2 separate regions of the Mus musculus genome follow, and region 1 is linked to region 2. The links are chromatin loops, found by intact Hi-C in ENCODE. Cell type or tissue: left cerebral cortex. All regions are shown on one strand. Each heading gives the region's core, and the rest is flanking DNA. Links, peaks and the distances in the headings are about the cores only.

Region 1 (8,340 bases), core at 303-8,302, 120 kb before region 2:
GAGCCTCATGGTTTCCTCTGGATCAAACATTCATTGCTGATTCGTGAATGGTGTTTGCAAGTGAATCAAGCTACTGCTGCTGGTTCCTGTCAACTGAACTGCTGATATCCTGACAATGAAGATTGGAATCACCCAAAAGAACTATTTCTAAACAGGTCCACATCCTCCTTTGCTCTATTAACCTTTCCTTTCCACCACCTCTGGTGGGTGGAGGGCTAGAAGGGAGGTTAAAGCATTTAAGAACCCTTATTAAAGTAGGTTTTAGAAAAATCTAAGCCTACAGAGTCTGCCTCTCTATCTCATTTTTCTCCTTCCTCTATGAACTTTCTTCTTCTTTATATATGTCCCACAAGCTCATATGGCTGGAACTCCTTACCTTCACTGCAGAGATAAGTTCAGCCCATTAAAATGGGTATTTTAAAGGAGAACTTAGACAAGTAAGGACTTACAGATAAGCACTGTGGAAATAAAATGGATCGCCATGTGCTGCTTGGCCTAGTTATCCATGAGGGAAAGGTGCTTATAGGGCTAAACGCAGACACCTGTGTATGATAATGGGTTTCTCTCCCCCCTCTCTCTTCTCTCTTTCTCTCTCTCTCTCTTCCTTCCTTCCTTCCTTCCTTCCTTCCTTCCTTCCTTCCTTCCTTCCTTCTTTCCTTTTTTTTTTTTCTTGGTCAGTGATTATGTGGAAGAAAGACACTTGAATATCTGTTGGTTGGAAAATTCTACAGGCAGCTTACGCTCTTTTTAGATGCCATGGGCAAAACATCCAAGTCTTGGCACCAACTCTCTTCTAATCCAACTTATATGCAACTCATTGCATCTTTTTCAGCCCCAAAGGCTCTGAGTAGAGAAGGAGCCAATGCCAAGGACAAGGGTGTTCAGCTTGGATCCAAACCCTGGAAGACAATGGAGCCCCATTGTGACTGACACAATGAGCCACTGGATGGCAGTGTGGGTCCATGCAGATGAAGGTGGGCAGGCCATTTGTCTTTCTTTTTAAAAGGCCATTTAAGTTTGACAGGTAATTTGGCACATTTGGAGTTTGAGTGTGCCAAATGATTTGGCAAATATTTCACTTTCCTTTGAAAATCAGCACACCTGCTGTTGTGGCCTGCAGGAAAGTGGAGGTGGTAGCACCTCCCTCAACTCCCTTGTTAGTGCTAAATTCATAGTGGAAAAAAATTGGGTACGAATATAGAGACAACCTATCATAATGTTCAGTGTGGTACCATGATTTGAGAAATGGTTGGAGGTTTGTGTCTCTTTTGGGCCCAACCTCTGCTTTTTCGGGGGGGGGGGGTAACTTTTGACTTCACAGTGATGCTGTCTCCCTAGTAGGTAGCTCAGCTGGCTCTTGGCCAGGTGGGATGAAAAATCTTGTCCTCTACTGGTCCTCCCACCAAGAGCATTAGGAAAATCCCCAACGTTTCCTTTTCTCAAGAAATCTCTGCTTTTCCCTTAGTATGCTTAATAACCAGATGACCCAAGCAATGTGAGAGTGTCTCCTAGGTGTCTTAATCATCTCAAAGGCATTGGTTTGCTGAACATGAAGGTGACAGTTAAATGTGGACATTCCATGCTTGTGGGAAAATATGGATGATGGGTTGAAATACAAGGCCATTAGGCCAAGTTCCTAGCCTACCAAATTTAAGTCCGTTTCCCATAGTACATGCTACTCAGCGTGTTACAGATGAATAAAAATAGTGTTATCATTAGTGTAACTTTAAGTATGATCTATTCTTTAAAAAGGTAAGACATTTTTAGTCCCAATTACTATAACTGACATACCTAGAGTATGATGTGGGACCACTTGCCAAATGCCTAGTAACACACCCATAGCAGGTTAAAAACAGACAGATTAAAGAAGAGAGATTAGTGAGTTTTGTCAGTACCATGCATTGACTAGTCAGAGGAACAGTGATTGTGTCAAATCTTTTAACCTTTTGAGATATACCAAAGAAGCATGCTATAATAGGATGACTCTGGGTTCAAATTTTGAGGAATGGCTTCTAGTCCCAAGTCCACTTAGCAGCTATGTGTCAGTGCAGACATTATTAACTCTCTAACCTGTCTTCCTATCTGAATATGGAAAAGGCAATTCAGATGAACTCCTGCAGCTAGAAACCATTGTGATTCCCTTTGGTCTAGGTAGTTTTAAACATTTTCACATACTCTTGGTGTATATTCCAATTAGATAGAGCAGTAGTAAAATGGGAGGGTATATTTATTGAAGTAAAATATATACTAAGTAACTGCCATTTTTTAATGCAGCAAATAGCAGTGCCATAAAAAGAGACTTTTGGAAGAGTAAGAGACTTTATGAAAATATACATACTCATACTTTTAACATTCAGCTATTGAGTTCCAATTAAGACCTTCCATAAGTATGTATTTTTTTTGTCTTTAGGTACTCATTAGTTGTTTTATATTTCTCCATTTCCTACCACTAAAGTTTCACTTCTTGAGAGGCCAGATGAAGAATGTTATGGAGGGTGATGGAGAGCTTGACAAGAGAGGTTTCTGTTGACTGACAGTGGAAACCTAGTTGGAGCAGATTGAAAAAGAACACTGGGAGGCATGTGGCTGGAGAGACGACTGAATACATAGAGTATTTGTCTGTATTTGATTCCTGGCATCCACATCGTTGGTTGAAGGAAAGGAATGGGCTCCTGCAGGTCAACCTGTGACTCCCACACCTACACATGTCATGCATTCCTCAATACATATGATTTTTAAAAACCTGGGCATGCATGGTGATCTGCCTATAATCCCTAGCTTAGGAGAAGTAAGGAGATTCCCCAAGATATGCTGGCTAGAGGTGTAGCTAGACCAGTCAAATCCCAAGTTTCTGGTTTAATGAGAGTTTCTGCCTCAGTGAATGAAGGAGAGAACGACTGAGGGGGATGCTCAATGTCAACTCTTGGTCTTCACATGGATGCTATTCTCACATGTGTGACATACCCCCCACACACACACACACACAGAGAGAGAGAGAGAGAGAGAGAGAGAGAGAGAGAGAGAGAGAGATGAGGAAATGGTAGCAGCATGCAGATGTGGGCCTCAGTATTTACAGGTTTTGTACCTGCGTAGTCCATTAAGCACAGACTAAAGATATTGAGAGAAAAAGGTCTAGATGAACCGTGTCCAAGCCCTTTTCATCATTGTCATTATTTCCTAAAGAAAATCATATGCCAACTATCTATATTAGCAGCAATCTAGAGATAGTTTTAAGAACATAGGATGATGTTTGTAGATTATATGCAGATATGTCTTAAGGGACATGTGCATCCATGAGTTTTGGTATTCATGAGCTTCCTGGAACCCATGCCTCAAGATTATTGAGGGAAAAGAGTATTTACATCTCTTATGAGAATTATTGTTTTAAGAAAAGGCAAAAAGCCCCCGCCACAGAACCAAAAACAAAAATAGGAAAAGAAAAAAGAGGTAGTTGCTGGTACGTGAACTCTAGAGAGAGACTCTTTTCTAAGAAGGTAGACATTCTAAGACTCACTGTATCTGAAGAAAAATATAGATATAGGTTACCATATATTCAGAGTTTTCGCCAAAAGGCTGAGGCCAGCTTATAGATCTCGGGCTCATTTTATCAAGAGCAAAACTACCTTACATGCCCTGTGTCTTTAAGCAGAGCTGCCAGGGTGGAGGAGGCCCAGGAACACTCCTTTTTTTTTTCTGCCAAGTTAGCAAGCTTTGATTCAAGAGACCATACCATCCCAGAACTGGCCAGTCATAGCATCCTAACCTCTCATTAAACCAACTGTGGAGTCTGAGGCTTAGCAGAGTTAGACTTGAAACTTTGCTCTCAGAATTCTACTGGGTAAGGATTTAGAACGTGGCTTTGGGACCTAAAAATACCTCTGAGTGGAATTATGCCATAGTTTATTAGTTGCATAACCCCCAAGGCAAGTTATCCTTGGTTTTCACATCAGCTGAATGACAGAACTCTACACTATTTCAACAAATAAGCATTGGAATGAGGCATTTTCTTCTACAATTGTAAAATTAAACCAAGAGAAGACAAGTGCTTCGTCCAGTGATGGGTATTAGGGTAAGCACTGATTCACGTTGGCCATTTGCATGCATAGAAATGAAATGTTATAAACTTGCATGTACAGAAAAATTCTAAAAATGTTATGGATACTTCTACAAATGGGATATAATAAACACCAGAGAAAGCACACAGGCCACAATGTTTAGTCTAAGTCTTGCTAAGCGTGTAACTAGCTGTAGTCACTGTGCTCATAGACTCTTACTCATGGTTGACTCAAGTCTAAGGCCTTTTTCCAAGGCCTGTTTGGCCTGCCCATGTGCAATGGTTATCTTCTCTATGAAAACTTCAGAGTCACCTCCCTCCCACATGGACGCAGGATACCCCTGTTCTCTCTTGCTCTTTGAAGCTAGCCAGGAGTTTAAATTTGCTGGTTGTGGCTACGGGTTGCCAGGAACAAAAACCAATCGTCTTTCAATGGCTTCAGAATTGCCTGACAGGAACAGAATGAGTGCAACAAAGCTGTGGACCCGGGCAGAAAGGCTGAGGGACAGGAAAGGAAAGCTATCTTTGCCAGCTCTTCCCAGAGCTATAAATGTACTCACTTTCAGCGGGCTGGCCAGACGCTGCCTCTGCTTCTTTGGGTAGGTGTCCTCCTTTCTTGTTGCCCCATATTCTGCTTCTTGACATTATCACAGATTCTGTTTGTAGTAGTCCAAGTAGCTTAGGATGTTTGTTCTCTCCCTTGGGAACCCAATTCCCCCCTTTGAAAAAAGAAATTTCCCAGTCACCACTTTGCTTAAACCATGTTTCCAATGTTAGTTTTCTTCTCGCTGGAGATGAGCAAGGCAGGGCAGAATTAAAACCCAAAGAACAGCATAAGTTAATTGGAGTCTGAAAAGATCAGGATACTCAAAGCTCAGCTTGATAAAACCCCATAGGGTTTGGAAATGAGTCTTATGGGATCCAAAAAATAAAATAAATAAAATTTAAAAACCTGTTTCCTATTGCCCCAGGGATCCACTTACCAACTTTCTATAGTAATCTTTGAACTTCTGAACTACAATCAAAGGCTTAGTTTAAATAAACAATATATTTATGCTTCTACTTTACATATACTGCTGAAAAAGTGGCTGAGATGCAAAATAAAAGTTTTATAATCTTCTTAGTTATATAAACTGTACTATAGTGGAAAATATTGTGCCAAGATGCCTGACTTTTTTTGGCTATAACTGACATATACATAATTTTATCTTTCTCAGTTAAACACACACACAAACACACACACACAGTGTAAGCTAATGTACCCTCTAAAGTGGAAACTTAAGGGTTCTTTGGAGAGTCAGTTGTGTTGGATGATGTTCTGCTAGGGCAAATGTGAAGGTGTGCTTTCCTGAAGCAGAAACAGGTGAAAGGATGTTCTTCTAAAGCAAGCACATGAAAAGACACATGATGAAGAATTCTTTGATAACAACAGGCATGTAGTGGTCCACCTTATATTGCATAGTTGAGCTCCATTTGTTGGGACTCCATAGAGAGAAACACACAAAAACAAAAACAAAACTGGTGGTATGCTTGCAGCATCTTGCTGCTTCCTTGGACTTGGGCCAAGTGGCAAAGTGATGTCAGCTGAGACAGACTCTCGTGGAGTTTTGCTAAGACAGACACACATGCTGAGGCAAGACATGTGATGAGGTAAGACCCATTAAGGACACATGGTGCTTGGAGGGATTATAAATAGGACTCAAGGGACTGTGAGAGAGGCTTATTGGTAGATCTTGCTGTACAATGCTTCTTGGTCTCTCGTCTTCACTGATCTTTACTTCGCTGAGAGAGGCATGGCAGTGAACTTCTAGTGTTCCTGCTGGTCCCAATGTCTCCTGCTGAGTCATGCAGATTCAGCTGAGGCCTGCCTGTTCCTCCTAGGTCATACTGCTATCCTAACACCACTGAACTGGACCGCTGGTCCAGGAAGTGTCTGCAAGTGGATCAAGCTGCCACTGCTGACCTGTGAACTGAACTGCTGATTTCCTGCCACCACAGATGGGATCTGCTCCAAAGAACTATTTCTAAACAGGTCCACTTCGCCCATATCCTAGTAACTTTCTTTTCCACTACCCATGGTGGGTGGTTGGCTAGAAAGGAGGTTAAAGCAATTAAGAACCATCATTAAAAGTAGGCTTTGAAAAAATTAAAGTTATAACCCTCTCTATAGTTTTTCTTTTCGTTTTCAAAATTTGCTCCTAGAATGAGGAGATAGCTCATTTGGTAAAAACATCTTTTGTACAAGCGTGAGAACTGGAGGTGGGATCCCTGGAACTCTTAAATAAAAGCCCAGGAATGATGGCCCATGTTTATAACCCTTCTGCAGCACGGATGAATCTGCAGAACTCACTGACCAGTCCGTGTAGTCAAACAGTAAACCCTGAGCTCAGTGAGATGGCTTGTCTTAAAACCTAAGGTGTAGAAAGCTTGAGAAATCAGCCTATGGCTTCCATATGCATGAGCACATGTGCATATGCACCCTCATGTACATGTGGTGCATTCATATAAACATACCACACACATATGTGCACAGGCACACACACCTTACTTCGGCTTTTAAAAAAACTGTTGCTGGCACTGAGGAAGTCCTCTAAGCTTCAAGTGGTAATAAATTTGATAAAGAATGTATTGGGAGTGATCATGACACAAATAAGAACTACCATGCTGGGCTTCAGGGTAATGGGGAATAGAACAGTTCACCTTTAGTTTATCAGCTGAATTTCAGCTCAGAATCTAATGATAAAAAGCCATTACCCGCTGAAGGTCCATGGTCTTTGGAGAAATGAGTATAGTCATTTCAGCTCCAACTCCAAACAGCCCAGAGTCTCCATCAGCATGGCTGCCATTGCAATCACAGCTAATTGTCACTAGTGCTGTGGAAACCAGGATTGGATGAGAAGGCAGACTGAAATCACTTCGAGTGCACCATGCAAGGTAGCCCTTGAGGAGCCAAAGGCTGCCTCTGCCAAGGCTGATGTCCCCTTTGAAATTTAGAGGAAATGAATGTAAGACCTGAAAATGTCTACTCATTAGTTCAGTTACAGAGACTTTCTTTCCATACAGATTAGTGTTTTAATAACAGTTGCCATTCGAACTATATTTTATTAAAATTCCCATCTGTGTTGGGGCCATGAACAAGGTCAAGGTAAAATCAGTCATTCTATTTCCATACTTGGTTGAACCCTTCCATTTCTAGGGAGAATCCAGCATCTCTGTGGACAGCTAGTACTAACTTGAGAGAATATCTTAACTACTGCTTATTCTGGTAACAAAAGTCACTGCTGGTCCTTTAAAAGAGCATTATTTGAAGAGCTTTAAAAATTGGCTTTAGTTGGTCATTTTAGAGGTATGGCTTGTTCACTTCCTCTGCATTCACTGGAGACTGTATTTAAGCTCTAAACAGCAACAGTGTTACCTTTTTTTTTTTTTTTTTTTTTTTTTTTAGAATAAAAGAGGCAACTAAATATAAACGGTGTCGTGAAATAGCCCTAGTCTCGTCTCTTTACATATTTATAAAGAAGTTTCCTACTATCTAATGGCTCCCTATGAAATGCCATAGGGATGTGGACAACTTCTCTTCCAATTGACATTTCTAAATTGGTGACATGCAATTACCTTCTCCATATTCACACTGCTAAGTAAGTTAAAAATTTAAATTACATACTTGTAGCTCATTGAAGACTTCCCTGAGTATAAAATGGATGTTCAGTGTCTTGAGAGGTCATTTGAAGTTGTTAACTTCCCTACTTTCCTGAGCAAAATGGGCCTCCCTGGAAAATTTCTAAAGAAGGTGTACTGCTATGTTACCCACTTCCTGATCTTCGAACTGTTTCCTGATTGAGTCTCTTGTTCTTGTTTCAGAAATACAGGTGAATTTCTCCATCCAGTGGGAAATTCTAACTATGTTCACAATCCAAGAGCCAGAGACTTTGAATTGGAAGGTGCCCAGGAAGTATGGGTGGACCGAGTAAATGGGCTTCTGTGATGGTTGGTCATGATGGATAATTGCATACATTGTTTGGTTATTTGTATGACAGCCTGGCATGATGGGGTAAATTCCAACAACACTCTGATATGCTTGAGAAAGTTTAGAAACAGAATCATTCTGGTATTTGTTTTGAAGCTGGCTAGTTGTAAAAACTGTATTATTATTACTTGGAGGGTTTCTCACAAATATTATGAGCTACTATTTCTTCACCCAACATGGCCACAGTGTGGGAGTGTCTGGAATTTGACAGACAAGTGGTATTGACGAAAAAGTCATGCTGATCTCAACTATATTAGTC
Region 2 (8,340 bases), core at 214-8,213:
CGACAGAGCTAGGTATAATGCAATTAAGTTACAGGTACCACTGCAAACAAACCTGCCTTTAGTTGAATGCTTTGCAGAGTCCTGCAGGACTCTAGCCCAGCATGATGTCATCAGTCTTCAAGTAGAGTCCCCAGACATGATTCCCAAAGTGCCATGAAATATGTTTTCATAAACACCTTTCACTAGCCTTCTCTTGAGTTACTTGACATGGTTCATTCAAACCTTTCTTCATCTCTCCAATGCTCATTTCCTAGACTGAATGAAGTTATTTTTGCCTGGACAGTTTGCGTACGGATTCATCTCTGTATGAAGGTACTAGGAGAATTATGTGCTAGTCTAGAAGCAAGTTCCTGGAAATCTATAATGGATGGATTGTGGGTCTTCTTTTACTGTTTTAAGAGTCTTACATCTCTTAGCTTCCTCTGTGCACCTAACTTATAGTGACTATCAAGTGCAGAACTTGGCATATGATAGTGCCCTAGCAAATACTATTTTCCATATTTTTCACCAAATCTGTGAAGCCCTGATTTGCTATTAAATTGTCACTCAAGTCACTGTGCAAAAAGGGAAGTCAAAATAGATGCAAAGCTGTAGCTTTGCTTGGTTGGCTCCTGTCTTCTTTGTGCCATTTTGTGTCTGACATTGGCTGATGAATGTTCCCGCACTGTCCTGATTTAGTACGAGGTGCAAGTTTTCATGAACACAGAGACTAATTCACCCCCATCTTGATCCATAGAACAAACCCTATATTCACACTCTTCAGAATACTCCCTAGTCTACCAGCACTGTCTCTTTGTGATTTCCATAGCTAATTTCACAAATAAAAATTTCCAAGCTGTACCAAATCTTTATCAGGATGAGACATGTTGTTACACCTCCTGAATTTCTCCTTCATCTATTCATAACTCTAGGGAGGGGGCCCTATTGGAATGGTTTGTTTCCTTGAAGTCCAAGTCATTTACTGTTTTAGACAACATCTCTTTCCTTGTGCTTCGGGATGTATGTGCATAAACACACATGCAAATGCATATTATTGTGATTGCAGTGAGGTTTATATCATGGCAGGATCTCCTCTTTCTTCTTTCTCAGGTCCCAGATCGGGCTGTAGATCATAGTCACAACATTTTACTATGGTAGAGAGTTCCCCAAATTCCAGGCCAGGCACTCCATCTGCATCTCAGCGATTACAATGCAACTCTTACCAATTATGAGGCCTATCCTCGGGATCCCCAACTCCCTTCTGAGGGCCCACGTCAAAGAGGTCTTTGCTCTACCACAACACTTCCCAGATACCCAGAGGAAAGCCTGAGAATCCTGGATCATCTTATTATTGGAAATTCTCTTTGGGGAGATTTCCTGAAGATATACAGGGTTTTTACAAGTGAAAAAAAATGCAGAAATCAATTCAGAACTGAAGTGCTGTCTCATTTACATGTGTCCTGAAATAAATTGAGGGAAAGTTCCTAGATATTTAACTTATTTTTATAGCTTGTCTTTTAAAGACAGGAAATTGAGTTTATTGAATGTCCATCCTACTCGGCCAACCATTCTTTTAGCTCCCATTTAGTTCACATAACCCTAATGTATGTTTTATTAGCTTCCATTTATAGATGGCATTATAGACGGTGCAGTTATGCAATTAAGCCCCAGGCCACCGGGCAAAGGATAGGGCCGGGACTCCTGTTCAAGCTCTGTAACTTCAGAACCTTGCCATTTCCCCATCCATGCTGGTTTTATTTTGGAGATAGTCCTTTCAGTACCACAGAAACATCTCACAATTACTATGAGTCCAGCTGCCTCCCTTCTACAGTGAGGAAGTTGGAATAGCTCATTGCTGAGTTTGCTATTCATTCTAATCTTCTGAAATCCTTGAAGAGCTTGATAGAAAGATCAGGCCGTATTTCCAAGAGGTAAATAAGAGGGAGAGGAGTGGAACAGGAACTGGGGAGAAGAGAAAGTTACCCACTCCAGTCATAGCTACCCCAGAGGCAGAGATGAAAAGGTGACTCGAATCTAGAAGTTCAAAGCCAGCTTGAGCATTAGGAAGAAACCCTAAGCAGCTACCTAAATGTAGAAGTTCATGGCTTCCAAGGTGCTAAGTCTAACCTGGAGTTGCTGTAGGTTTCTAGGTTATCTCAAAGAGACTTTAATAGAGAACTCTGGGTTTTTATCAATCACTTTTAAAGGAGAGAGGGAGAAGAAGATAGAGACGGAGACAGAAAGAGAGTGTTTGCCTATGTAGAGACCAGAAGTTGATATTAAGCATCTTCCTATATTGCTGGATACCTTATTTTGGGGGGAAAGGATTGTTAGATATCTTATTTGGGGGGACAGGGTCATGTGTGCGTGTACGTGTCTGTGTGTGTTTGCATATGTTAAAGAAGAGAAGTTGATATCAAGATTCTTCCTATATTGCTCGATACCTTATTTTGGGGGATAGGGTCATTCATTGTCTTCTCCCACTCCCCCCTCTCTCTCCAGCACTGAGGTTACAAATCTATTCTACACACGCAGCTTTGAAGTGGGTGCTGGGATTCAAGCTCAGGTCCTCATGCTTACATAGCAAGCACTTCACCCACTGATCTGTCCCTGCAAGTCTCCCATTGAGGATTCTCAAAACTTTAGGCCTAGACTTCTGAAAGAGGATTCTGTCTCCAGAAAGCATCATCATTGAAAGAATTTAAGTTAATATATGATATCCTCTTTGGTTTGCATGCCTCTCAGGCCTCCTTCATATATATATATATATATGTATGTATATATATATATATATAGCAGAACAGAAATTTTGACATATAATTGGTACCTTGTAGGGAGGAAAGTGACCCACAGCTGTGAGAGCTGCTATGCCTGATATGGATGGCTACGCTCTCAGTGCCCTTTCTCCCTTTCTCCCTCCCTCCCTCTCCTTCCTTCCTTCCCTCTGTCCCTCCCCCTCCCTTTCCTCCCTCCCTCATTCCCCTCCATCTCTCTCCCTTTTTTTCTTCCTTCCTCCCTTCCTCCCTTCCCCCTTTCTCCCTTTCTCCCTCCTTTCTCCTCCATCCTAATTTGGGGACAGGGCACAAGTCTTTTCTTTTGGAACTGCTGTGTCCTGATTTGTAGTTCATACAACGAAGTGTTATATGTTGAAGAATTCCTCGGGTACCATTTTACATAGACATTCTCTGTGCTTCCATGGAGCGACATCAGTCTGAATTCTGATGTTCCCCTGATGGAACAAGTACCTTACACAGCTTGACTGCAATTAAGTCTTATCAGGTAAATTTCTGTGAATATTTTGAGGAATCGAGAAATGTAGGATAGCTCGTAAAAACTCAGGACCAACAGTATTCCTTCAATCACACTGTAAAATAAATGCATTTCTGAACGTGGAGATTCATGTAATTTGACTTGATTGAACTAGAAACTCCCAGGAAGAGCTTGATTTTTGGTCCATTACCCAGGCCACAGAGACTTGGATGAGCTTCTGTTAAGTACACAGCTCCAGGCTCGAGAAGCCTTCTCATCAACAGTGAAGGCATGCTGCCACTGACAAGCAGAGGGGCTTCTTTGTCTTCTCATTGCCACTGTCTGAGCCATCAGCCAGCAGTGGAATAGCATGCTAATACACTGTGCCAGCATGTATGTATTCTCCCAGAATGTCTGCGTGACTACTGCCATTCTGAACCAGGAACACAAAAGGCTGGGAAATCTAAGATAACAAATACTACTGCATGGCACCACAGATACAGCATGTTAATTATTAAGCTTCTAGGAGTCTCGGTTTTTGTACCTTTAAAAATGGGAGTAATGGTTACTGATCTAGTGTAGTGAAAAAATAAATAAAATTTTAAAAAAAGAAGTGGGCTGTTGAGATGGCTCAGCAGGTAAAGGTGCATGCTGCCAAGCTTGAAGACCTAAGCTTGAGTCCTAGGACAGATAGACAGACAGATACACACACACACATACACACACACACACACACACACACACACACACACACACACACTTCCTCTCTCAAACTCATTCCAAATGACTTTAAATACCATACGTATCTTCTATTATATTATATTTATTACTCATAAATATGCCCTGGTTGTCTCATGTCTTACTTGTCAATAAGTACAAATAAGGCCATCTTGATTCTCAAGTTTTAATGTCTCTATAGACCCAGCTCCCATTTTTATTCCTTCTCTTAAATATTTGTATTCCCAGGAGTCCTTGCCTGTGCCCAGGGATAGGTCCTGGCTCCTGAATGTTCCCTGAGAAGCCACATGTCCCCAAGGCTGGCAGTTCCCCTGGAAGTTCTGTGGGCTGAGCTTCTGTTCCTATTGTACCTGTGTCACGAGGCTCTGGAAAATCTGTTCTAAACATTAATGTAACCACAATGCCATCAATGGCCTTCAAATCCAGCCGTTTCTATAGCTCTCACCACCCTCTGGAATGAAAAGGAAAGCCTATTCCTCATTGTCCTCAGGTCGAGTCCCATAGAAAATTGCTCAAAGTCCTGTATGCCCAATATTGAGTTACACATGCTGGTGATTCTTACATAGATTTTTTCGGTGAAGATCTGCCCACACATCCTGAGTCAAGGGTAGGATGATCAACCATCTCAGTTTCCTGGAACATTTGTGGTGTCAGCACTGAATTTTTCCAATCACAGGCACAGTGTGTGCCTATACTCCCAGTGCCGGCTTTCCAGAACCTATTGACAGGTCAGCTAGTCCAGTTGAGTTGATGAACTCCAGGTTCAATGAAAGACCCTGTCTTGAAAAGTTAATATAGAGTGACTGAGAAAGAAACAGATATTAGCCACTGGCCTGTGCACTTATGCACACACACATGCAAACACATAACACACTTAAAGATGAATGAAAGAATAAGGCTTTCAGACATTTCATTTTCAAGGGAGCTCTTCAGCTCCTTTGTTAGCCTGGTGTTAACCTCCTCTAAACCAGGAGTATGGGAGGATAGATATTGCTTGGTCCTGTTCATTAAACTTTGGAATCCTGTTAGTTTTATCTGAACAGTCCCACAATGAACATCCCTGTTCTTAACCCTCTGTGAATGAATGTGATTATTTCTTTTGTATAAATGCACCTAAATAGAACTGATTTTTGATATAATGCAAGTTTCCCATCAGAAAGTCTATCCCAGTATACTCACTGGGGCTTTAGTTTTTTTAACCAGGCAAATGCATCTAGAGTAAAAAGAACTTTGCCTTGCTACTAGGAGAACACACCAGAACATCCTTGCCAGAAGGACAGAAAGGACAGGATTGGAGGAATGGGACCAGCAGTTCAAGAGCTGCCAGAGAGGGCACGGAGCACCTTATGCTCAACGTGTTTTGGTTCCAATACAGCACATTCTCTTAGACTGTGCACGCCGTCCCTCCACACAGCATTTCCTGTCACATCCAAATTTTCTGCAGTCCTCAGCCAAGGCATCGGCACTTGGAAGAAAACAAGAGGCTGGGAAAATTCCACTCTGACTTCATGCCGTACCCTAGGCATAAATGCCAAGAAAGCAAGGTCCAGGTCACCACTTACAAAACGAAACTGTTGTCTAGTTAGTTGCAAGCTGCCTGAGATGAGATGGGGCTTCTACGTAAGAGGAAGTTCCAGAAACAACACGGGGGACTAATGAGGTAATTGGCATTATGTAACCTGCTCACCAGGCTTTCCAGCTGGCTGGACCCAGTTCCTAATGAAAAGCTGTCTTATCCTTCCCAGGACTGGGAGTAGGCAAAAGCAGGGAGCATGAAGCATACCAAATGATCTCACTACACTCAGCATTCTCAAAGCACACTCTGGGATGAAACCCAAAAGGCACGCAGGCAAAAGGCATGCGCATTGTGATGGTTAGCACTGACTGCCAAGTTGACAGGATTGAGAATCGCTTGAGTGACCAACCTCTAAGAATGTCTGTGAAAGAGGTTTTTGTTGCTGTTGCTGTTGTTGTTGTTGTTGTTGCTGTTGTTGTTGTTGTTGTTGTTGTTGTTGTTGTTTTTAATTGGGTTGAGTTGGGAAGACCCGCCCTAACTGTGGCATCACCACCCCAAGGCTGAGTAGAAATGAGAGAGTGTGCTGAGATTCAGTGTTGATCTCTCCCTGCTTCCTGACTAGACGCAACGATTAGACGCAACGATTAGACGCAACGATTAGACGCAACGATTAGACGCAACGATTAGTAACTCTATTGGCCCCTAGGACTTCCCCGTCTTGATGGACTCTACACTCAAACTGTGGGATGAAAGAAACCCTTCCCTCTTTAAGTTGCTTTCTTTGGATATTTTGTCACAGTAATAAGATGAGTTACTAATGCACTACCCTCACCATTTTTCAATTTCAGGTAAAGAAAGCATGATCATTTAAAATAGAGAGATGGCCAAGTTTGGGCAAATACTTTGGAACTATGCACATGCAATGTCCTAGCAATAGCCTGCTCTCGTTGGGCAGTACAGCTAGCAAACCAATGTCAATATTAGATCAGATATACATACCGAGCATGCTCAATAAATATCTACTTATGTGATCAACTCTCCAAACTAACAAAAAATAGCAGATCCAATTCCCTCAATGAGCCTACAGACCCCTGAGTATACAGGTCTGTCTAACAATAGTCCTGGCTGACCATGGTTTTCTAACCAAGAGGGTGAGCTGCTTGGGCCATCAGATTTGCAAAACTCCACGTGGGAAGACTGTGGCTGGGATAATGCTTTTAGGTGACTGCCTAGCTCTCCTCTACCTCACAGCGGAAATTTTCAGCATGACACTGGGTCTAGTTCCAGTGATTCTTATTATAGGTCCTGGTTTACTAGGACTTTAAAATTAGGAAACCGGGGTGGAGGGAGGGGGGAGATGGTTCCACAAGTAAAGGTTCTTGCCACCAAGCTTGATGGTCTGAGATTGAACTCTGGGACCTACGTGGTAGAAAGAGAGAATCGACTCCTACAGGCTGTTCTCTAAATTCCATATCCACACCACTGTTTCAGCATACCCCATTCTCCACCCCCAAACACAAACACAATTTTAAAATTGAAAATCAGAAATTAAACTATATTGCTTCCCAAGATCATCCCTTCCCCTTTAATATCATCAGCATAGTAATTCTCGCTAAATAAATAACCTATCTGGCCCTGGAAGTGCATGCCTTTAATTCCAGCAGTTTGAAGGCAAAGATAGGTAGATTTCTGTGATTTTTTTTTTTGAGACCAATTTGGTCTATGTAGTGATTTCCAGGCAAGCTAGGGCTGTAATGAGAACCTGTCTAAAAACAAACAAACAAGCATGATAAATAAAGCTCAGTTTGAATCCAGAATTTGAATTTTTGCAGTTACATTGTAGAAAGTCACAGGCTCAAGTTCACTTCTACCTCCTTTGCTGTTTGTCACCATGGCTGATAAAGGGCAGTAGCATGGGTCCTTGGACATGAACAAAACCATGGCTGGCCATTGTAACCGCCAAAGGAAGCACAGCACAACTCTTCCGCGGCTTGTTTTATGGCTTCTTGAAGGACAGATACACTGCCCTTTACCCTTTCACTCTCTGTGCTCCCTCATCTCGTGCTTTCCTGAAGTAGCTCTTGGGCTTTTGTCTACAGTCCAGATGCTAAATCGATAGCTACTTTCTCCAGACTCACACCAAGGTCTTGCTAAAGGACCATCTGAAACACACACATTTATTTATTGTAACAGTGTTGTCTAGAATCCCAGGTCAATGTCATCCCAGTGGATGAAACTGTGGAGTCAGCTTAGCATTTCGAGTTGTCTTCTTGTCTCTTAGCCATCTTGGCTGACTTTGCTGTGTTTTTGTAACAGTGATTTCTGATTATTATCTCAAGTTCCTTGAAATTTAGTAATTATTTAATGACTGTGCTCTTCGGAGAGACATTACTTTGCTGCACTCTTCATTTGGAGGTTTTAGTCTGTGTGGTAGTGTGCATTTGAGTACAGATTCTCAAGGCTAATGCCCAGGAAGACAAATGCTCTCCCTGAGTGGGATTCTCCCACTGACAGTGCAGCCCTTGAAGGGTAATAGTTTCAAAGTCCCTACTCTCCCAAATGCATGCCTCCTGGCCATCAAGATCATCTTTATGCTTAAGTAAATGATAGCTGAATTGTTTTCCATTTCTGTTCAAGCATTTTCCAGAACTTCTCCCTTCAACTTGTGGAAATTAATTACCCTCCCCTTGAATGAGCTAGTATTAATGACTTGCTTCTAACAAACAGAAAAGGTTGGATGTGAGTTGGGTTCCCTCCTGGATCTCCTCTTATCACTCAGCCAGGGGAAAGCCAGATGCCACGTTGTCAGGGCTCTTTGTTGTCTCTGCTGGGAGATGCATGTGGCCTGAAGCCTCCCA

Evidence for each region. A loop is a pair of places that touch in the nucleus more often than their neighbours do. Peaks named below come from ENCODE experiments on the same cell type or tissue, not always from the same donor. Only the 100,000 strongest peaks of a DNase experiment are listed, where the experiment ranks them.
Region 1: a loop joins it to region 2, with 8 times the contacts of the local background. A loop is called at or near these places in 4 of 42 quality-filtered maps.

The regions. Positions count from the first base shown.
Region 1 is chr13:107,324,943-107,333,282 of GRCm38, forward strand. It overlaps the pseudogene Gm2736. Among named protein-coding and RNA genes, the nearest start is that of Gm31715, 120 kb to the left of the region's middle. In left cerebral cortex, for the core only: a CTCF peak has its summit at 951 (motif pointing right); DNase peaks (open chromatin) are centred at 955 and 4,580; H3K27ac peaks cover 502 bases.
Region 2 is chr13:107,444,322-107,452,661 of GRCm38, forward strand. No RefSeq gene overlaps it. Among named protein-coding and RNA genes, the nearest start is that of AI197445, 21 kb to the right of the region's middle. In left cerebral cortex, for the core only: no CTCF peak of the experiment used is centred there; DNase peaks (open chromatin) are centred at 4,469 and 5,624; H3K4me3 peaks cover 725 bases; H3K27ac peaks cover 1,054 bases.